2 separate regions of the Homo sapiens genome follow, and region 2 is linked to region 1. The links are chromatin loops, found by intact Hi-C in ENCODE. Cell type or tissue: MCF 10A. All regions are shown on one strand.

What was found. A loop is a pair of places that touch in the nucleus more often than their neighbours do. Peaks named below come from ENCODE experiments on the same cell type or tissue, not always from the same donor. Only the 100,000 strongest peaks of a DNase experiment are listed, where the experiment ranks them.
Region 2: it touches region 1 in a loop (9-fold over the local background); 3 of 110 quality-filtered maps call a loop at or near these places.

Annotation. Positions count from the first base shown.
Region 1 is chr1:159,774,720-159,777,219 of GRCh38, reverse strand. It overlaps LOC101928264 (a long non-coding RNA gene), which reads left to right. Exons shown (of 3, transcript XR_922193.3): 3 at 465-763. Among named protein-coding and RNA genes, the nearest start is that of DUSP23, 5.0 kb to the left of the region's middle. In MCF 10A, a CTCF peak has its summit at 1,285 (motif pointing right); a DNase peak (open chromatin) is centred at 1,269.
Region 2 is chr1:159,197,000-159,199,499 of GRCh38, reverse strand. CADM3 (cell adhesion molecule 3) reads right to left here. Exons shown (of 9, transcript NM_001127173.3): 7 at 2,440-2,500. It overlaps CADM3-AS1 (CADM3 antisense RNA 1), which reads left to right. Exons shown (of 4, transcript NR_037870.1): 4 at 1,279-2,500. Among named protein-coding and RNA genes, the nearest start is that of CADM3-AS1, 4.2 kb to the left of the region's middle. In MCF 10A, a CTCF peak has its summit at 1,341 (motif pointing right); a DNase peak (open chromatin) is centred at 1,359.

The sequences.
Region 1 (2,500 bases):
CCAGCTGATAAGAATGTTTTGACTTAGTTCTTGTTCATATTGAGGCCCCAGTCCCCTGTTTGGCTTGATGCTAGTGGCAATTAGGGGTGCAATTGGAGTCAGAGAATTTCTTCCTCCAGGTAGGTCCCTGTGTTCCACCAATGCAAAGGATTGCTTGGGTTCAGGTTCCTGTGGCCCTTGGACTACAGTCAGAATTCTCAGTGTCCTCAGTGTTCTGATTTTTTAATGTCTAAACACACTTCACACCTAAGATCTGATAATCTGGAAACTGAACCTAAGAAGAAATGGTATGGCAGCTAGCTTCCAAGATGGTACCCAATGAGCCATTTCATGCCTGTGTAGTGCTTTTCCACATTGATAGGGCTGATTTTTGCAACCAGTAAGATATTGTGTAACTGGTGGTGTGTGACTTCCTAGGCTGCATCATGAAATACTTAATTTTTGCCTTGTTCTGTCTTGGAAAGAAGGCCTGCCATGGGAAGCTTTGGGAAGAAGCCAGCTGCCATGTTGTGAGAACTCTCAAGCAGCTGTGTGGAGAGATCCATGTGGTGAGGAACTGAAGCCTCCTACCCACCATCAAGTCAGTGGCTCACTACTGTTGCAGTGAATTCTCCAGCCCATGAAGACTTTAGATGATTTACCCAACATCTTGATTATAGCCTCATGGATTCCCTGAGCCAGAACAACCCAGCTAAGCCTCTCCTGAATTCCTTACCTACAGAAACTGTGAGATAATAAATATTTATTCTTTTAAGCCATCAAATTTTGGGTAATTTATTATGCAGTAATATGTAACTAATATAGATAAAAATATTCAGTTTGAAGGAAAGAAGAAAAATAACTTACAATAAACTCAAGAAATAAAATAAAATTAAAACAAAGGTTAATTCAAAAAGAAAGAATTATACTGTAAGCAGTTGTGGTCTAAGTGTGTGTATGCAGGAATGTTGTGATAGATCAATGCAAATTTTCCATATTTGGAGAACCATGCTGTCTGTGGGGGAACCAACCAGAGTAGTCTGGGCATGAGTTTTGTGTGTGTGTGGTGTTGGAGGTATAGGTTGCTGTGGTATTTGTATGGTTAGAGATGATATACAAATTATTTAATGATTGGTCATGGCACAAGAAACAAGCAATTAAAATGGAACCTCTACCAGAACCATTACCTGCAAACAAACAGTGAAGCTACCCTGGTGTCAGTTGGATGTGTGTCAGCTTTGGGTGTAGAGGCGCTGAAATGGTCTGGGGTGTGGTCAGATTACCTTGGACATTTTAATATAGGTCTTTCCACAAGATGGCACTGATAGCTTTTCCTTGTTTCTCTTTTTTTTGTCTTGTTGAAAAATTTGTGATTCGTATACTGTTGCAGAACATACCATAACTGAAATCTCCCAATTTACTAGTTGATTTCTTGTACTTTTGACAAGTCAATTGCCTTTATGGCATTTAAAATTATGGTGTTTTTTTCTTTTTTTTTAGATCATCCCAGGAGCACATTAAAAGTTTAAGTTGGGGTGTTGGGAATGCTGCCTCACATCAGATGCTATCATCATGGGAGCTGGAGATGGGGAGGGAGGTGGGGACTAGGCTTTGGTTTTTGAAAAGCCATTCAACAAAGGCAGGTGAGAGTGGAATCAAGAGGGAGCATTCAGTTAGGGAAGAGGCACTTCTGTGATCAAAACCATGTTGGTGGACTCTCTCACTTCTTCTGTTTACGCTGCCTCGAGCCTCAGCTGAGCCATAGCCTGGCTGGCACTTTGATATCAGCCTGAGGAGACCCTGAGCTTAGGTTCAGCTAACCTGTGGCCAACTTCTGACCTACAGAACTGACATCATAAATGGTGTTTCTTTAGCCATTATGTTTGTGGCAATTTGTTATGCAGCAATAGAAAACCAATATAGTTGCCTTTATTTACTTTATTTTCTTATCTTTAATATGCTCATCACAGCACTAAACCTTTGGAGTTTCTAAACTGGTGTATTGCTTTTTTTCTTTCCCCTTTGTTTTAAGTTTTTCGGTCTCTAAAACTATAGGCCGCATAGGTTCATTTTCCAGTGTAGATGCAACAAATATGATGAACCAATGGAACTCACAAACTGTCAGCATCTGGTTTCGTTTTGGCACCTTCTAAACTCCTGGCTGCTCCCTCCACCACCTTTAGACCAGTGCTTCTCAAGGTGTGATCCACAGTTGATGTCACATGGGAGCCTGTGATAGATGCGGAATCTCAGGCCCCCCGACCTGTGAGATCCTCAGGTGGCTCATAAGCACACCTATGACTAAGAAGCCCTGGTGTAAGACTTGTTTGTCCTGCAGCTCTGTTTTTCCTTTGGTCATCGGCAGCATCCAGAAAGTGGTCTGGTCACAGAGGTAGTGAGTTGATCTCCAGGTGTCTCTTCTCTGGAGCTGAGAAGTTTTAGCTGAGCAGGGATATGGGTGGAGGAGCTGATCAGCAGAGGGAGAGGCCTCAAAGGGGCCTAACTGGCCTGGGTGAAAACT
Region 2 (2,500 bases), 580 kb after region 1:
CACTGAAGCTTGGCCTTGGTCAAAGATCATTGCTTTAATGCCTCTCCTTCCTTCCCTCCCTCCCTCCATTTCTTCCTTCCTTCCTTCCTTCCTTCCTCCCTCCCTCCGCCTCTTCTTTTCCTTCCTTCTTCCTGCCTCTCTTCCTTCTTTCCTCTCTCCTCCTGCCCTGTTTCCTTCTTTCTTTTCTCCCTCTTTTTCTTTTTAATTTCTGGGTTATCAGAGTGTTCCTTCTCTGTCCCCATTCCCTCTTACCCTCCTGTCTGCTTGATATTCTGAGCCAGCTCCCCTAGCTCTAAGGGCCTTCTCAGCCTATTCACCCACTGCCCTAAGATCAGATAGGGAAGGAACAGTAAAACCTGATAGAGCCAAGAATTAGGCACTTTGACAGCACCTTACGAAAGATGATAGATGTAAGGGGCCACAATCTATCATCTATGTAAAGAACACTGTTCCTTTGTGGCAGGTGAGTTTAGTGTTCCAGTGAAACCCCAAGCCTCTAGTCTTTCCCAAGGAGGAGGCCTGGGACTCCGTCTTCACTTTGCCACCCTCAAAGTGTTTGTGCAAAGGAAAAGATGCTTTCTCTCATGCTAGTGGATGTCTCTGCCACTGAATATATAGCATCTGTCCTCCATGGCAACCTAGGTAGAGGATTGGCAACCTATGTAGAGGATTGACAACCTGTATAGAGGATCAACAGCACAGACTGGGCCGGGTGTGGCAAAGACATCAGCAGCCACAGCCAGAGTCCCAAATATCTGAGGACTCGCACGGGCCCAGCACACGGTTCTGATGTAGCCATAGACATAACTCTCCCACCCATGGGAGAGCTGCTGTTTTCCATGGACTCAGCTTGAGTCTTAATGCCTCATTGACTCCTTACATATTTTGTCTTTCCTACCTTATGTCTCCTCAGGCTTGGCTGGGCCCGCGTTTCAGTTCCTTGCCTGTCTACACCTTATTTGAAAAGAAAACATTTGTGTTCTGGTTTTTTATGCCCTGCTTGGGAGGAAGGGAGAGGATGAGTCCAGGAAATCTATGATATGATTGGGGTGGAGGTGATGGTGTAACTTGGAGGAAGCAGAGTGAGTTACCTGCTGTCTCTCTCTCAGGGAGTATGCGAGACAGTCCACATGGAAAATCAATCCTGGATACTTATTCCACAGGCTATGGAAATGGCAGTTCCTTAGAAAAGCACAGGTTTCCATGGCCAAACGACCTCTGGGGTCATCAATTACAGGCCCCTGTCTCTAGGTAGAACTGCATTTAATTTCGTTCCAGTCCCGCCCACTTAAGGATATTCCTGGAAGAAGATGCAGTAGCTCCTTCTACCACCAGGCGTCAGCACTGGAAACAGACGCAGTCCAACAGGACTCCCTCTGCCTGGCTGTTGAGCACAAAGCAGAGGGGAGATCAGCAAGATACCAACCACAAGGGCACAAGAACTTTCTCTCACTGCCAATCATCATCAGATTGGTCTGGAGAGATCTGGGGGCAGAGACCGGAGCTCAGTGCATTGTCCTTGCTCTTGGCATCCTACAATAGCCTTGTTGTGCTGAGGCAGCTCCCACATGCTGAGGTCTGCCCCTGGAGTGGGAATCACCCATCCAGACATTCTGATCCCAAGAACTCAGACCTCTTATCGCTGGGAGGCCTGGCTCTTATCCCCTCAACTGTTTTAATGAGTGTCTCAAGTAAGGGAGCCTCTGATGTTTCCCCGACAATGCATTTCCCCTATTCTGAGAAAAGATAAGACTTTCTGGCGGGACCCACAGCCATTGGGATCTTCAAAAAAATCGCCCGTCAACTCTCCATAAAGGGGCCTCTGTGTCACCCTGTCACTACTCCTGAAGCTGGGTTTTGTGGTCACAGCTTTGAGAAGAACTTCAGAGAAGGAGCATCACCTGGTCCTTCTAGAAGATATGGCATCTGAGAAAAGATTCTGTCTCTTGGCATAGTACAAGCTTCTCTCTATTTTCTGTCCAGACCCAGTACACTGTGCTTAAGGTGGGCAGAAAAAAAAATGACAGCAGTTGCATGCACCCAATACCTAGTCTTAGGAGAAGCAACTCTGAGAAGAGCCAGTTAGAGAAGGAAATGCACCTGCGCCTGCACTTGAGAGGCTTTGGGGCCTCTGCACACAGAATTATTGTTCTTGTTGTCAGACAAGTGCAGGGGATGGAAGATGGTGTCACCCAGGCCACCACTACCAAAGAAAGGCAGATGAGAGCCCACCCTTCTAATGTTTTTTCACTAAGCGGCCATTACACATTCTAGAGTGGACCTGGGACCTAAGCCCTCAGGGACCCCAGTGGTGGGCTGGTTTTCCTTTACTCCACTCCCCGTCACAGTTTGGGGATGTTATCAGGAAGCATTTTAAAAAAGGGAATAAGATGGACAGAGAAAGGAGATTCTGGAGGAAGAGAACTGAGGAGGGCTTACCATTAACATTGAGGGTGTAGTAGGCCTTGTAGCTGCCCATGTTGCTGGTGGCTGTGCAGCC